Linked DNA regions of Mus musculus: region 2 is linked to region 1. A link is a loop called in an ENCODE intact Hi-C map of the cell type or tissue named here. Cell type or tissue: left cerebral cortex. All regions are shown on one strand. Links, peaks and the distances in the headings refer to the core of each region. The heading gives the core; the rest is flanking DNA. Region 1 overlaps Pik3r5 (phosphoinositide-3-kinase regulatory subunit 5). Region 2 holds the start of Myh10 (myosin, heavy polypeptide 10, non-muscle).

Region 1 (8,335 bases), core at 244-8,243:
CACACAGGTCACCTCAACACAAGTGACGCAGTCTCCCGGAAGGGGCTTGGGATGTTGGGAGAGCATTTCCATGGGGCATGCTTATGATTATTCTGAGGTGCTTTTCAAGCAGAGTGTTCAAAGACTTTTTCAGAACCAAACCTGAAGGGCTGAACATTAGGCTTGGCAGTGATCAGATACACTGCTCCTGCAGAGACCCTGAGTTCTCAGCATCCACATGGTGGTTCACAACTACCTGTAAGTCAGCCACCTCTGGCCCTTGCAGGCTTCTGCACAAACCCATACCTAACTCCTCCACCCCCACCTACACATATAAATAATTAAAAATAAAAGAAATGTTTTTTTTTAACTGATCTTAAGGAGCTGGGGGTATAGCTCAGTTAGTGCACAAGCTCTGGGTTTGATCCCTACATAAACCTGGTATGAGAATGCACGTCTATCATCCTAGCATTTGGGAGGGGGAGGCAAGAGAGTTAGAAGTTCAATGCAATCCTTGTTTCATAGAAGTTTCTAGGCCAGCTAGGAATGTAAGAGAGTCTTCCTCAAAACAAACAACAACAAAAGTGTGAGCCTGACTTTTCACCGTGGATTTCTCCTGAAGTTTTATGTTAAGACAGGGTCACTCTTCGTATTCCAGTGTGGCCCACAGTTCTCTGCCCTTAGTCTACTGAGGCTGCCTTGACTTTTACATAATCACTTATTCCCATGAGAAGTCTGAATGGATACGAGTTACTCACAGAAGGACCACTGTTCACCAAGGTAACTTGAAGCTCACTGATCATTTTTCAGGGGAGAGAGAGCAGCCTGTCATGGGTTGTCATTTACTGTGGCCTGAGGGACTGACATCTGCCCCAAGTCAGGCCCTTATCCTCCACTCCAGTCTGGGGCTGGGACAGTGTGGGCTGGGCCACCTGGGACCCTTGTGGTGTCAGGGTTCAAATGTCTTTGTTATGGAGACTTTCAAACACATTCAAATACTAAGAGAATCAGTGGAGCCAGAGCTGTGTGAGGCAGTTGACAACAAGCAGCTTTCTCTCTCGCTTCTCTGTGCTAACCCCCACTCTGTGGGATTCAGGACCCAGGAGGCTGTAGCAGAAACAGTCAGAACCTCCCTCACTCTCACAGTCCCACATCAGACCTCAGGGCAAATAGGCATTGTCGAGCAGGTAGAGTTCCTGCCAGGCTCTGCAGGTCTGCCTTCAGAGCACAAGGACAGGGCTGTCCCTATCTGTCAGAGAGACTGAGTTTTTAAATTACTATTATTTTTTTAATTTCCCTATTCAGAATTAAAAGGAGGCAGGATCTTGAACGGTGCCTGGCTGGGCCCCTGCAGAGTCTTGGTCATTCCTTCCATGGATCTGTGCTGATCCACACCGTATGCAAGACAAGGCTAACTGAGCCCTTGGCCTGTCCACCTTGATCTCTCTGCTGTACACAATGAAGATGAGAGCATTCTTCTTATCTTGGTTCTTCGGTATCCTTATTGGAGAAAGCCCTCTCTCACAGGGTTAATATGGGGCTTAAATAAATCCATATGTGTGTGTGTATACATATATATATATATATGCATTTGCGTGTGTGTATATACATATATATATGCATATACCTGTGTGTGTATACATACATACATATATATATATATATATATGCATATACGTGTGTGTGTGTGTGTGTATGCTTGGAATAGTGCTGAGGGGCTAGAGAGATGGTTCAGTGGTTATGAGCACTGACTGCTCATATGGTGGCTCACTAACCATCTGCAGCCCCAGTCCTAGGGGATCAGACGCCCTCTTCTGACCTCTGCAGGCACCAGCAACACAAACACGGCACAGACAGACATGCAGGCAAAACACCCCTATATTTAGAATAAGACCAAACATTTTAATTTGATAAGAGAATAATGCTCTGAGCTGCAGTACACAATGAAAAGGCACTGCCGGTTGTTCAGTGACTCACCTCTTCAGCTCTCTGGAAAGCCCTTGTTGACTTTACTAAACTATTGCACATAGCCCTCCTTATCCAAGGCCTCAGTGGCCTGCGAGCTCCAAATATATAAAATAAAAAATCCCAGAAATAAATATTTCATAACTCTTAAGCCTTAGGCAATACAGGTCCGTTCACTGGTACATCACCCTATACATGGCCTGTCTGTGACCTAATGACCAGATGAACCATCCAGGCACTACAGTGTTTGTGGTCAATGATTTAATCAAGGCACACGCTGGCCTGTTTGGCTATGCCAAGGAGACACCGAAAGTTCTTTGAAGTGAAATTTCTTGGCATGTAGAGAGGGTTTGATGCTATCCATAGCCATAGGTGCCTACTGTGTATCTTGGACCGTATCCACGAAAGGTAAGGGGACTGACTGCCTAAACTTTCTAAGTCTTTTCTGTTTCTTAGCCTTCACCACAGGCTTTTTTGTTGACTCGTTTTTAACTTAGAAGTGTTTCAAGCACCTAGGCAGCGGGTGCTCAATGGTGTGATGGGCATGAGTGTGTGTATGAGGTCTTGGCTCCCTGGTTTCTGACAACTCAGACTCAGACGACCGGCAGTCCTCCCCGTGGGTCCCTTCTCTAGGGATTTTCCAGCTGCAGACTGGAAAAGGCTAGGGGTGTGGACTCATGTCGGGAACCTCAGCGCTCAGCAGACTAAGGCAGGGGAAATCACACAAAATGCAAGCCGGATGGGGCTACACAGTAAGCTTTGGGCTAGCCTGAGCTATGGTGTAAGACCCTGTCACTCTAAAGTTCTTTAAACAATCACACACACACACACACACACACACACACACACACACACACAGATACACACTACAGCCCAGGACTCAGACACAGTGGCTGGTTCTTGTTTGCCATCCCAGCACTTGACACACGGAGGCAGGGGAACAAGAGTTCAAGGCTGGTCTTTGTTAGGGTAATAACTAAGTGAATAGGCAAATAAGTAAGGACGGTACAGAACTCATTATATGTGATAGGGTTGGTTTTATCATGAAACTCTGCCCCCACACCTATGCCACACTGTCAAATAATTAAAAAAAAATAGGGTTTTACTATGTAGTTCAGACTGGCCTTTAACTCACAATCTTCTGCCTTCCATGTGAGAATTGCAGGTGTGTGCCACCATGCCCATTAAAGCATATTTTTAGTATAAGTCCAGATCAAAAAGAACGTAGAAAGCTTTTGTTTTAGCAACAGGAGAAAGACACCATGGAAAGGGTAGGGGTCCTTGAGTAAGCCTAAGGTTCAAATCCTGACTCAGACAGACACTTGCTAACTGTGTGCTCATGCTCATACTTTGTCTCTCTCATCTCCAGTTTCTCCACCTGAAATTCACATATAAACAAAGTCATGTGTGCTGGACGACCCATTTGAGAATCTGAAGGAAGGGGGTTGGAGAGAGATGAATGGGACTGGAGAGCTGAGCTGGCTCAGTGGTTAAGAGCACTGGCTGTTCTTCCAGAAGACCCAGGTTTGATTCCCAGCACCCACATGGCAGCTCACAACCATCTACAACTCCAGTCCCAGGACCTCTGATGTCTTCTTCCAACCTCTGTGGGAACAGATATACATGCATACAAAACACTTTATTAAAAATTAAAACATGAATCTGAGGGAAGATTAGAAAGAGTTATTCAGGCACTAAACACCACAGCAGCAGCAGCAGCCTCAGCTCCCGGGGTTCCCCGTTGGTCGGTGACTAGAATGTGTGGTTTTAGGTGAGTGCAGGAGGCAGGGGGTGGGAAAGGGTGGAAGCTCCTTCCCCTGTTTCTCCCTCCCCCAAGAACACTCACACAGTGGAACTTCGGTGGCTCCTGACGGGCAGGCCCTGCTCAGCCCTCACCAGCCGCTGGTAGGAGATTCCTGTGGACCAACAAACAACAAAGAGGAGAGGGTAGGTCGGTTTAGGGCCCAGGCAATGTCATCCCTGGCCTCTTACAAGCCAGGTTCTGAACCATCAAGCTGGGAGTGCCCCAGGAGGCTCCAGACAAACATTGGGAAGACAGTTGCTATTTGGCCCTTGGCTAAGTGCTTTGCTTCTGTGGAATGGTCACTTCACCCGTAACACTTCGATCTTCACCTCAAAGCCATCCTGAGCCTCTCTGCTGCCCTCTGTCTTTTCTTGACCATTTTGTCCAGGTCCTGTCCCTAGATTGGGAACAGGCAGCAGGAGACAAAGGGATGTGTTGTTCGATCCCCCATGTCCTATTCTGGGTTTTCCCACCTGGCCTTGGGCAGACAGGTCATTTACCCTGGTCCTCAGTCCCCCCTGAAGAGACAGCTAGAGGAGACAACTCTGTGGCTGCTCATAGCTTAGTCCCTGGCCCACCTCCGATGCACCAGCTTGGCCTTCCTGGTAGACAGAACTTCATGAGAGGGAGAATGCAGGCCCAGGAGGCTGCCAACTAGTTCCTAGATCATAGTGTCACTAACGCCTGGTGTCTCCCTGCAGTGGGGGAGGGGTGTGTGCCAGGCACCCATCAATCTCCATGCTCAGCCTCAGTTGGCCAGGCAGCACCCTGTTCCACTCTCCACTTCTCTGTCTGGCTTCTCACCTTAGCGACCTAAGTCTTGCCTAGTGCCTGTTTTCTCTGACAGTCCCCAGCCTGTCTCCCTTCCTCCCCTGTGACTTTAAACACACCGAAAGGAAACAATGTTCAGAAATAGGCGCAAGGAAGTCCCTTCTGGGCACATGGCATCCCTGGCTGGGACTGAGCTGGGGTGGCTGGAGGGAATTCCCCGTGGATGCAGGAAAACCAAGAAAGCTGTAAACACAAAGGCCATGAATTTTGTTTGGTAAACGACAGGAAATTACCAATTCATGTTCCTCTAACTTGGGACATAATTGGTTTAATTGTTGGCCTTTTGTGTGATGTTGGCTTTCTATAATTGCCACAGACGCTAATGTTAGGTCTTCTTTGCTAATAGCATCCTTAAAATAGTAGCTGTTACTCTTAGGAGTTGGGATGCCATCTAGTGGCCATTCACATACATTGCAAAGATAAACTCAATCCCACCACACCCTCTGCCTGTACCACACCCGTGCAAGCAACATAGATAAGCAAATCTTCTCTTGACTTTATTTGCGTGTGTGTGTGTGTGTGTGTGTGTGTGTGTGTGTGTGTGTGTGTGTGTGTGCTTTGCTGGGTAGAATCCCAGGCCTTGAATCTCTAGCTATTTTCTCCAGTTCTACTTAATTTTGCACATGTATGTGTATATGCTTGTCTGAAGGTCTATGGCCCCATATGTATGTATGAATGTGCATTCAGTGTATGTGGGGGCCAGAGGTTGGCACATGTTATCTTTCTCAATTGTTCTCCACCTTATAAAGGGAACCAGGATCTCTCACTTGAACTCAGAGCTTGCTGGTTCTGCTAGACTCGCCAGGCAGCTTGCCTTGACACACCCTGGGTTTGGCTTTCCAAGCACTGGGATTTCAGGCAGGCTGTCACTCCCGCCCAGAGTTACCTGGTGTTGGGAATCAGAGCTCAGGTCTTCATACTTAGATGGTAAGTGCTTTACTCACTGAGCAACAGCTCCTTCAGTGCTTTTAAAATCAGCAGCCCACTCCCCAGGGGTTCTTCGCCCCTAATTACACACCCCCAATGTGGTGCAGTTAGAGTGGGGGCTGCTCCCTGTGGCCTTTGTTGATCTAGGATGGACAGCCAGCCAGCCACACACCAAGCCATGAAGTCTCTGTCCCTGCATGTAAATTCTCCAAAATGCTAGGCTACGGACTACCCAGCCCCCTGCATTCTGCTGCAATCTTTTGTCCTGGCCCCAAGCCCAACTGCCCAGCTTTTTGCCACTTGGCTGTATAAGGTGTCTTTTGACTCTGGGAGAGTGTTGGCAACTGCAGTCCCTGTAGTTACTCTTCTGTGGCATTCACAATGAGGACTACCCTCTGTCGTGTTTTCCTTATGTCTCCATGTAGGGATATTGCCATCCCCTCATCTTGGGCTGTGGTACAGTTTAGTGTGGGGGCTGCTTCCGTCGTTCTCTCTTGTACTTGTCTGCTTAACTTGAAAGCAGCAGGAGGGGGAATATTCGGGAGGACAACCTGACACACACTGACCCAGAGGAAGCTGTGATTTGAGCTAATGGCTTGTCTGAACAGTCAAGACGCCCCCAATTCCAAGCAGAGACACAACCATTTGATCAAACAGCTAATCTGAGGACAACCCTCAGTGTCCTTTGACCTCTCTTGGTGATGGCCTCCACTGCTTATTGTGAGGTTATGGGATTTATGAAGTTTGTCGACGGGCTAGGGCCTGACCTGGGAACATACTAGAACCGACTGACACAGGAATCAGACTTTTCCTATACGGGAAAGTTCCTCCAAAGAAGTACATTGGGGTCTCCCAAGTATAGGGGTCACCTGTCTTGGTAGGAATAAGGCATCAAGTAAATGGAAGAGGACTTCACCATGACTTTTGGAATTAAGTAGATGTGGGTTTTCCATCTAACTCCGGTTTCATTATCTAAACAATGAGCACGCTCGTTACTACGCCAAGAGCTGTTCTGAGGCAGCATGGGACCCACACTTGCCTTATTGTGAGCACACAATAATGACACCTGCACCATTATTATCAGCAGAAGTCCTGCTTTGATGGAGAAACCTGTCTAAGGTCACTAGCTAGTACGTGCCAAAACCGAGGTCCTTGTCACACAAAGTCCATGTCCCTTCTCCCACACTTGACCGTATTGTTTGGACAGGGGAAGTAGATTTCTCACTTATGCATCTGTTGGGGGTGTTGTATCATTTCCTCCCCCTGTAGAACTGCGTGTGGCCTGCTGAGACACAGCCTTGAGGTTTGTGTGCTTTCAAAATTGCCGAATGCCTCACATGTAAAGTGCCCGTGCCACCGACCAGGATTGCAGAGCAGTCCTTAGCAGGCAAGTATGATATTCTGTATCACCATGTGAGCACAGAATCAACATTCGATAAACACATGGTCTGCAGCTCAAAGGGCTGTTCTCGGGGAGGGGGTGTTGTTGATGCCACTGGGGGTGGAGTCAGGAAAAAAGGGAAGGCCCTACTTTGATAACCAGCCCACTTCCTCCATACTTAAGGAGACTACCAGCTCTTGTTTTCATAGCAACGGAGTCTCTGAAACTTTACTGGGGGAGGCCCAGATCCCCAGGTCCCTTGTCATCTTTTTGACTTGACAGGACCTATCTCTGAAAGTATCAGCATCCCAGTGCTTACTGCCCCCTGCAAGATCGAAATCGATAGAATCAGCACCTGTCTTCCCAGACGGCCCAGAGAGAGAGACAAACAGACAGACAGAGAGACAGAGAGAGAGAGACAGAGAGAGACAGAGAGAGAGAGACAGATAGACAGAGAGACAGAGACAGAGAGACAGAGACAGAGAGAGACAGAGAGACAGAGACAGAGAGAGACAGACAGACAGACAGAGAGAGACAGAGAGACAGAGACAGAGAGAGAGACAGACAGAGAGACAGACAGAGACAGAGACAGACAGAGACAGAGACAGAGAGACAGAGACAGAGACAGACAGACAGAGACAGAGGGAGAGACAGAGAGACAGAGAAACAGACAGAGAGACAGAGAGACAAAGACAGACAGACAGAGAGAGGCTACACTGTGCTCCTATTGTTCAGATGGGGAAACTGAGGCTTATGTACGCTCCGTGTCCTATCAAAGGGCCTCCCAGCCAATGAGTGTCAGACTCTGACCCAGGATTTGGAATCAATGGCCTGGCATGAAGCTAAAGGAACCACAGAGCTCTTTGGTTCTCCTTCAATGGCTCAAGTTCCCTGGCCTCTGTTCCAGCCTTCTCCTACAGCTTCTCTTGGCCAGGCTCACTACAGATGGAAGGGGGTCATGCAGAAGTAAGTCCCACCAAAAACCCCACTAAGATGCTCTCCAATAAGCCTACCTGCTGGTCACGTAGAAGAGGGTAACTTTAACCCACTACTTGCTGAGGACTAGAGCGTATCTTCTGTGAAATTACCTACCTACGGAGTGAGGAAAGTCACAAGCTTTTGTGTTGTTGCTGTTGTTGTTCCATAGAAAAAGTCATGCCCAAAGCTCTGGCCCCATTAGAAGTGTCTGAATGATGCCAGCTCAGTTTGCCTCTAATGTCTTTTAGTTTCTACCTAATCTTGTCAGTTTGCACCTCATGCCCTCAGTTTGAATTTTATTCTAGCTTATGTGAGAAATTTACATCCATTTCTTCTGCTTTTTTTTTTTTTTTTTTTTTTTTTTTTTTTTTTTTTTGAGACAGGGTCTCACAATGCAGCTCTGGTTATCCTGGAACTCAATGTGTTGACCAGGCTGGCCTTGAGTTTAAAGAGATCCACCTGCCTCAGCT
Region 2 (8,335 bases), core at 240-8,239, 210 kb before region 1:
AAAAACCTCATCAATTATGAAATTTCATAATTACCACATGTTCCTAGTTTTGTGGGAGAAAGATAATACACACACACCTTTTTGGCTTTTGAGTCCCAGGCAGCTGCCTTAGAAGTCAGTGTGTAGGTGAGGCTGGTTTTGAACTCCTAAAGTTTCTATTTCCACCTCCCAAATTCTAAGATGGCAGCTGTGTGCCCCCATGCCCAACTTCATCTATTTTTTAAATGGAGTCAATTCTTTGGGTCTAAGAGTTGAGTAGTAGATTACAAATTATTTGTATTTTTAATACATCCACATTTTTGCACTAAACCCTATGGGGACAGTTACCTGTTCCTCGCTGTGTGGTGTTGGTCAGTTAGCCTGGTCCCTGGTACAGGGCAAAGAATCCAGACCTACCTGATATAAATGGCCCCCATCTTTATAATTCACTTCAACTTCCCACAACCAAAAGCCTTCCCTCCTGACCCAAATGCTACCCTTTCACGCCTTCTTTCCAGGTCAGTCTGGCAATTCAATCCTTCCTTCTCCTAACTCTCCTTGCTGCCCGCCCTTCTGGCCAACTCCTCGACCTACCTAGCAGGGCACCACAAGGCTTACTTAGCAGGTAGGTTGTGCTCCTGGAGCTGCTTAATTCATAGAGTTCATAAGGTCAGTAAAGATGTTTTCCTTAGTTTCTCTGCTTGTTTGCCAAGTACATTGTATTTTTTCACTCCACTGCACATTTGGTATTAGATCTGATTTTACAATGGTATTTAACATGTACCACTTGCAAATATTTTGCCTTGCTGAAAGGGTAATACCACAGTTTTTTTTAAAACAAATAATCTTGTTATACATCCCTAATTACATCCAGAAACTGTTCTATATATATGCATGTATATCAAGGTCTTAATCTGCACAAGAGGGGCACAAGATAGCTTCCATTAATAACTCTGTTTTACAAATGAAGAATTCTGAAAATAGACAAATAACTTGCCCAAGGTCACACAGCAGAGGTCACAAGTAGCAGAGGTGGTCCTCCTAAGCCCAGAGACCAAGCTAAAACAACAAAAGTGGACTGGTAAGGGAAGAAATTTCAGAGGACAGGTAGTATCCATACCATGCTATCAAATTTAAATAGCCTGTCTATCAATAACGAGTTAAAGATTATAGGTTTAGTCAATGGGCACATTAGTACAGTCTGGCAAAGACTTTATACTTTGAAGGAGAATGCCTACATTTAAGAAAGAAGTGGGGGGGGGGGGAAGGAATGTCTGTAATAGACAGACATGCAGAAGGTCTGGAAGTGCTGGTGCCACCGAAATAACTAGTCATAATTAAATCATTAATCAGTGTCTATATGAATTTGCCTCCTATAGAGCTAAAGTTCCCATCCCTTACATAGGCTGTAGAGGACCACCCCTGGGACATCCACCCAGGTCATTTTTTACTTCCAATGAAATGCCCCCTAGCAAAATTCTCAGCTGCCTCCCAACACCCAAGGTAGGTGTGGGCAGATGAAAACAATTCAATTTTATGACCAACGAATATAGAAAAGCAAACGAAATAGTGACAAATTATCCATCTTAGAGGATGCTTCCAAAACGGATGAACTAAATGAGAACTGCCCCAGTCTGTGAAATTGCTATCTACCACCGAGGCCACTGGCATTACAGGACTGCACACATCTCTCCATTTATCAAAATTCTACTTAACCAAACAATCACTAATGCAAAAAGCAAGATTGCTATGAAGCCCTGCACTAGCTTCCATTAGTAAAATACTTCCAAAACTTGGATCTCAAAGCAGGGATTTAATTTCTCATGTGTGATAACAATGTACATCAAACGCTGAAGGGGAGAGTCTTTCACCCTACAACGTGCCCTTCAAATTCTCCTCCATCTCCCTCTCTATCCAGTCTCTTCATTGTCATGATTTCCCTACGGAGCCCCAATACATAGCCCAGCACTCACAGGTCACCTCCTTTTGCCGCAAAAGCGTGTGGTATATCACACAATTGCACCATATGCTTTCTGCCGATAAGGACGGGAAGAACGGAATTTAAGATGCAGAAGTAAAGAGATACATAAAATGGCCACTTTTCCAAAACCGGAGACAGACAGGGCATACTTAAACATCAAATGCACGGGGCTACAAGAATAGTTAATTGAGGCAGATTAATATAGGAGATGGAACAATGAATAGATTATAAAGTTTTCCAGAGTCAGATACTATCAGGAATAATTAAACCTCACCCAAACCATCCTTAGTTTCAATGTTTGAAAAAAATAAAATCAAAATCTTAGCATAGCTAAAGTATTATATTTAGTATTATTTTATTCAGCAAAAACAGCAGTCTTTGTTCCATCCGCAGTCTGGATCTACTCCGCCTGCTTTTCCCTTACCCCACCCCAATCTACCCCACCCCCTTCCATCCACCGCAGTGATCTTGAAGAGAGCTGCAGAGGCCCCAAGAAACAAGAGATAACGGTCGTAGGCAGAGACCCCGTTACCCAAACCTCACCAGTTCAGGTCAGACGCACCGACTGGCCACCTCCTAAGGCCCCAGTTCCCAGAGAGGCCTGACTGGGGGCCTCTCGGGTCCCTGGGCCGCATCCGCCCACCAAAGGCCCACAAAGCCCCGCCAACGCCAAGGACTCCACAGCTTCAACTTCCCTCCGACCCAAATCCACTTCGATTTTATAGGATCAGAGTATGACACCCTAACTACAGAAGGCTAGGGAGAGATTCTGCGGCGAGCCATTACCAGATCACTTACACAATAAAGCGATCCAGAGGCGACGGCTGACCCTCCCCCCGGCCGCTCCGCTACAACGCGCCCGGGCCACATTTCCCGCCTCGTTCTCCCCAACGGCCCAGGCCTCGCCCGGTGTCCACCTCCCGGTCCACCACGGTCCCCAGCGAGCGTGGCATGAGGTCTAGCTCCAGCCCTCCTTCCCGAGACCAGCTCTGGAGCCTCTCATCCGTCGCATGCTCCCAAGACCATGCAGTTTCAGGCCACTGGTCCCTAAACCGCACAGATCCAGGGTCCGCCTTCTGAGTCTTCGGAGAACCTTTCAGTCGCACCCGGGGAAATCTAACTCCACCTAACCCACGGTGCAACCCACCCAGGGTCCCCTTTCCTTCCTGGGCCCCCAGCACCAAGATCACATCCCAGGACTCAGTCCTCTCCTAAAAGGAGATAGACACGCCGGGCGCCTCCGGCCTCTTATTAGGGCACTCACCTCCCAACCCCACGCTTCCAGGGATCCAATGCAACCAGGAGTTGGTCCCTACATCCCCATCCCCAGATCTCCATTCTCATCCCTTTCAAGAGTCGTCCTCACGTATGACCTGGCCCTGATCCATGAAGAGGTCTCATTCTCAAGGACCCCATTTCCCACCCCTCCAGGGGTCTCTTCATCTCCATACACTGGGGTCTCGTCATCTCCACAAGCTCCGCTCTCCACTGCCCAGTCTCCCTTTCCCAGCTCCCGCCTGGGCTCCGTCTCTGTGCTCCAGGCTCGCCCAGTTCCCCAGCCCCGGTTCCTCCCCTCCTGTTCCCTCAACCGTCCCCACTCCCGGAACGCCGCACTCGGACCCGGGCAACTGCTCGTCTCACCTTCAGCCGAAGATGGTGGCGCCGGCACACGTCCCCAGCAGCGACCACAGATCCAGCGTCTCAATTCCAAACCCACCGCTGCCTCCGCCGGGCTCCTTTAGCACTGCTGCTCGCGCCTGCCCCACCCACTCCCACCCTCATTGGGCCATCTCCACGCCCATCACTGCCGCCCCCAGACCCACTGGTCGGTTTGCGCGCCCATCTCCCAGGAAAGACGTTAGCAACCCGAACGAAGCTACCTTCCCAAGTCCCGCTCCCTCCACCCACCTGGAATGATGCTCATTGGCTCCCGCTCCCGACCTAGACCCACAGACTCCCAATCTCATAGGCTGCTACTCACGCCTGTCAGAGACTCCGGGAGGTGCGGCCGGGGCAGTGGCGGGTGATTGGCTGACTCTGGAGGGAGATGGACAGCTGAAACTAGGAGCCTGGCGATCCCGCGAGGCAGAGATCGCCGATCTTGTTGGGGTGTGCGCGCTGCGCTAGTCAGGGCTGGGTGGACAGTGGGGCAGGTGTACCGCAGCACAAGTCACCAGCTCCCACTGGTCACGTCTCTCTATTGCGTCGGGCCGCCGCTGCAACCCACTCGAGCGTTCTGCGGCCCGTAGGCTTGCCGCAGCCACTGGGTCCCTCAGCGGGACCGGCTTTCGCCGAGGAATCGCCAGCTCCCGGAGCTGCCTGCAGGGGCGGGGCCGGAGCGCGGTCCTGAGGCCTGACGTCACCCTGGAGCTTCAGTGGGTGGGAGCCGCTGCTTGCGGCTCACCTGCAGTGGGGGAGGGGAGCCTCTCGGGCTGGGCGCTAAAGCTCTGTCCTGACCGGGCTGCAACCCTGTGGCGGCCGGAGTCCCCCCTTACTGATGCTTCCTTCCTCTCGTGACCCGCCGCAGTTGGATGTTTGCTTGCTCTGCCTCTTAGGCAGGGCTGAGATTCCAAAAATACGAGAAGCAAACGGGCCTGGCAGAGAAGACCAGAGAGCGACTTCATTTGTTCACTCACTCATTCATTCCAGCTCTCTATGGAAGAGGAACTGGGTAGGGCTTGCAGGATTCCTGTGCTGTTGTCATAGCCCCTAGGGCTAAAGAACCAGTGGTTCAAGTGCCTTAGAAAGGTTCATGGACCTCAGGTGGGAGTGGGCTTCCAAAATAAGGAAACTGGAAAATTGAAGTTAAAAAAAAAATGTAATGAAATGTCTGCAGAATCTAGTCAACTCTTAATTATACATGTATAAATATAATAAAGTAAAAAAATCACAAGAGCCAAATGGATTATTGTTCTTATAAAAAGATAAATATAAAATACTTTATTTTAAAACTGCCTCAGGATTTTATGTATTTAGTATTGTATATATGTGTGTGTTTTAATGGATACTTTGTAAATGCCTGAGAAACTTCTAGACTGATTTTTTTTTTTAAAGTGAGAAAAAAAATGAAAACAAGGCAGGAAGTGATAAGAAAGGGTTGGTGGAATTCAGAGAAATCTCCAAGGCAGCTGAATGCAGAGCCCTTCCGGGGGAAGTGAGAATTCTTTGTCCTTTGTCCAGGTGCATCTGGTCTCCAACCCCACATGCCCACTAGGGTGGCTGCCCCCTTCCAGGTGTCTTGTGACTTTGGCACTACATGAAGAGTTCTATCCTTGTGAAGTCTACCGAGGAAGTATAAGTTAGTATAACGTGTCAATGATAGCCCTCTTATAAACGTTTCCGGATTTAGAAAAGACTCAGCCATCTCAAAGGCATGACTCTAAGCTTTGTTACCCAATGAAGTCATTTCTAAATGCTATATTCCATGCTCAGAGCATCCATACAAACGGCTCAAATAAGCCATCAGATCCGTGGTTTCTCATAATTTGAAACCTCATAATTTTACAACAAACTCAGGGGACCATTAGAGAGAGAGAACAAGAAGTTCACCAGAACTAAAACTCACACGGACATTTGTCTTGATGAGAACTCAATAGCAAACTGTCCCCAAGCGCATTTCTAGCTCTGGGGTCTCTTCCAGGTTTTCATCCGCCAGTTATCTCCCATCCAAGTACCCATCGGGCCTGGTCCCACTTTTCTTCTGGGATCAAACAGGATCTGCAGAGTAAAATGTCCATACATGTCTGCCTGGATGGGAGGAGAATTAAAAGAGTAACAGGCTCCAAGTCTCTCTCCTGCCCACCCATGCTTCAGCCCGCCACTTAAGAGTTCTTCCTAAGTTCCCTTGATCTGCCTCTTTGCTTCCTTCTTCTCCCTCATCTTCACACGTAGCCCCACCCCAACCCCCAGTCTCCCGCCATCCATGCCCCCACAGGCTTCTCCAATTCTAGCCCTCACCAGAACAAAGGGAACATAGGGTTTAGAATCAGGCTCTGAATGCAGCTCTGCCACTATACCTACAAACTCTATATACTGTATATTAATATTTGACAAATTATCTCCTCTCTAAAAGGAAGCTATAGCTGTATCCTGGAAGGATTCACTTATTGAATGAATATGTTGACTGGGTGAGTTACTGTATAAAAATAGTGACATCATGGATTAATAGGTAGAAAACTGCTTTTTTTCTATTGTACAAGTTCACTATGAAGAAGGAAAGGAAACCCTTGTCTTTGTCTGTAGTAATATTAGCTGGTGACGTAGGCTGTTTCTACTTCTAAAAGCAAAAGTTCACAGTCCATTGTTTGGCAGGGACTGGGTCAGAAGTCCAAACTCCTTCCCTCAGGGCAGTTGAGCATGTGAGCTTGTTTTGTTTTGTGTGTGCAAGACTGACAGGCAGCTTTTTTGAGGGGGGGGGGGAGGAAATGAATTCCAACATTTGAAAATTAAGAACTACCCAATATTGGTAGTCATTAGGGAACTGTGAATTGAAAGCACAATGAGATCTCACTTTACACCCACTTGGTGCCAATGAAAGAGTAAGAGCCACGGAAGACCCAGTGAGGACCCGGGGAAACAGGAACTTTGCAGTAAGACAGGAATGTAAGACACTACAGCCACGTTGGAAAATAAGCCTTTTCTTTAAAAGTTAAACGTGTTGTGTGCTTTAGTCCATAATAATAATAAAAAAAGAAGAGGTTAAATATAAATTTACCATACAATCTCACAATTATAGCCTTGGGTATCTTTTTTAAAAGTCAGGGTTTTGGGGAGATCCTATGTGCATACAAAAAAAAAAGTACACAGAAATGTTCACACCGCATCATTTATAATAGTCAGAAGATATGGATACAAATAAGTGGTAGATGCATGCAACATGGAGGAACCTTGAAAACCTTACGCTCACTTGAAAAAACCCAGACACAATAGCACATACCTGAACCATCCCATCTGTATGAAATGCCCATAAAAGGCAAAGCTAGAGAGAGAGAGAGAGTAATATGGCACTTGCCTGGGGTGACATCTGGAGTCCTGAAGAAGAGACAACCCAGGATTCACCAACAAACGAACATAAGAGATCTAATTGGGTAATAAAAAGGCTCTAAACTGACTTATGGTACTGGTTGTACAACCTGGTAAACGTACTAAAAAAACATTCCTCCCCCTTCCCAACCCAACCCATTAAATTGTATACTCTGAATTATATAAGTATGTAAACATATCTCAATAAAGCTATTAAAAAAAAAAAGCTAGCACATAAAAACCTAGACTTCCAGAATTTCTTTTAAAATGGGAAGATCTGGGGGCTGGAGCACTGACTGCTCTTCCAGAGGTCCTGAGTTCAATTCCCAGCAACCACATGGTGGCTCACAACCATCTGCAATGGAATCGGATGCCCTCCTCTGGTGTGGTTGAAGACAGCTACAGTGTACTTGTATAAAATAAACAAATAATTCTTTTTAAAAAATGGGGAGATCTGGAAATCAGAAACCAGATTGGTTTCTTGATTATCACTGATTTTTAGACAATGCACATATTTCTTGGGATGCCCTGGCCACCACCCTCCCCGCCGTCTTACTCCTGTCCTAACTTTCTCCTGTCTGGTTGTGACTGTACTGTTTACTTGTTTTGTTTTTCTTTTTCAGTGTTGAGATCAAACTGAGAGCCTTGACTCTGTTAAATGAGTGCTCTTCCGCTGAGCTGCATCATCTCAGCCCTCATCAATCTAAGCTTCTCAGTTTCCAGGCCCTTGGTTACTTGCTGGGGAAGAGCAGGGGATCCAGGCCAGATCATCCTAGGGACATGAGAAAGGTATTTTTGAATTGAGTTGACTCTGTGATAGCAGTGAAGTAATAGACAGTTTGGGCTGGGGAGGAGGAGTCTATAAGACACACAGACAAAGACAGGCAGATCTCTGTGAGTTTGAGGCCAGCCTGGGCATGGGAGTAGAGTTCAGAGTGTGCTTGGAATGTATGAGACCCTGGGTCAAGTTCCACCACTAAGAAAATAGATCAGAAAGAAAAGGCAGACTTGATAGTCGTTGGCCTTAATATTGCAAGCTACACCCATGACAAATGCTTACGGACTATCTTTTGTGCCTACCGCCTGTGCCAAGTACTGAAGAGACAACAGTGGTTTCACAGACATAGTCCCTACAATCCAGTGGGAAATACAGGAGAAAAAAATTGATAAGCAACTGTAATAGAAGTTTGTTTTTTGTTTTTTAATCTTGAATACAAACAGGGAAACCTACAGGATTCTAAGGGTTCTGAAATTATGTGTGGATTTTGTGTGCACTTTCCCCCTGCCCCACTCGGAAGATCTAAAACTCTTTTTTTTTTTTTTGTTTTTTCGAGACAGGGAGACAGGGTTTCT

Evidence for each region. A loop is a pair of places that touch in the nucleus more often than their neighbours do. Peaks named below come from ENCODE experiments on the same cell type or tissue, not always from the same donor. Only the 100,000 strongest peaks of a DNase experiment are listed, where the experiment ranks them.
Region 2: a loop joins it to region 1, with 2.3 times the contacts of the local background. A loop is called at or near these places in 1 of 42 quality-filtered maps.

Annotation. Positions count from the first base shown.
Region 1 is chr11:68,482,076-68,490,410 of GRCm38, reverse strand. It overlaps Pik3r5 (phosphoinositide-3-kinase regulatory subunit 5), which reads right to left. Exons shown (of 19, transcript NM_177320.2): 6 at 3,791-3,860. Among named protein-coding and RNA genes, the nearest start is that of Pik3r6, 17 kb to the left of the region's middle. In left cerebral cortex, for the core only: CTCF peaks have their summits at 4,125 and 4,961 (motif pointing left); DNase peaks (open chromatin) are centred at 4,101 and 4,965.
Region 2 is chr11:68,687,449-68,695,783 of GRCm38, reverse strand. It overlaps Myh10 (myosin, heavy polypeptide 10, non-muscle), which reads right to left and starts at 3,869. Exons shown (of 41, transcript NM_175260.2): 1 at 3,602-3,869. In left cerebral cortex, for the core only: CTCF peaks have their summits at 3,673 and 4,283; DNase peaks (open chromatin) are centred at 3,038, 3,920, 4,267, 5,285 and 4 more places; H3K4me3 peaks cover 3,883 bases; H3K27ac peaks cover 3,253 bases.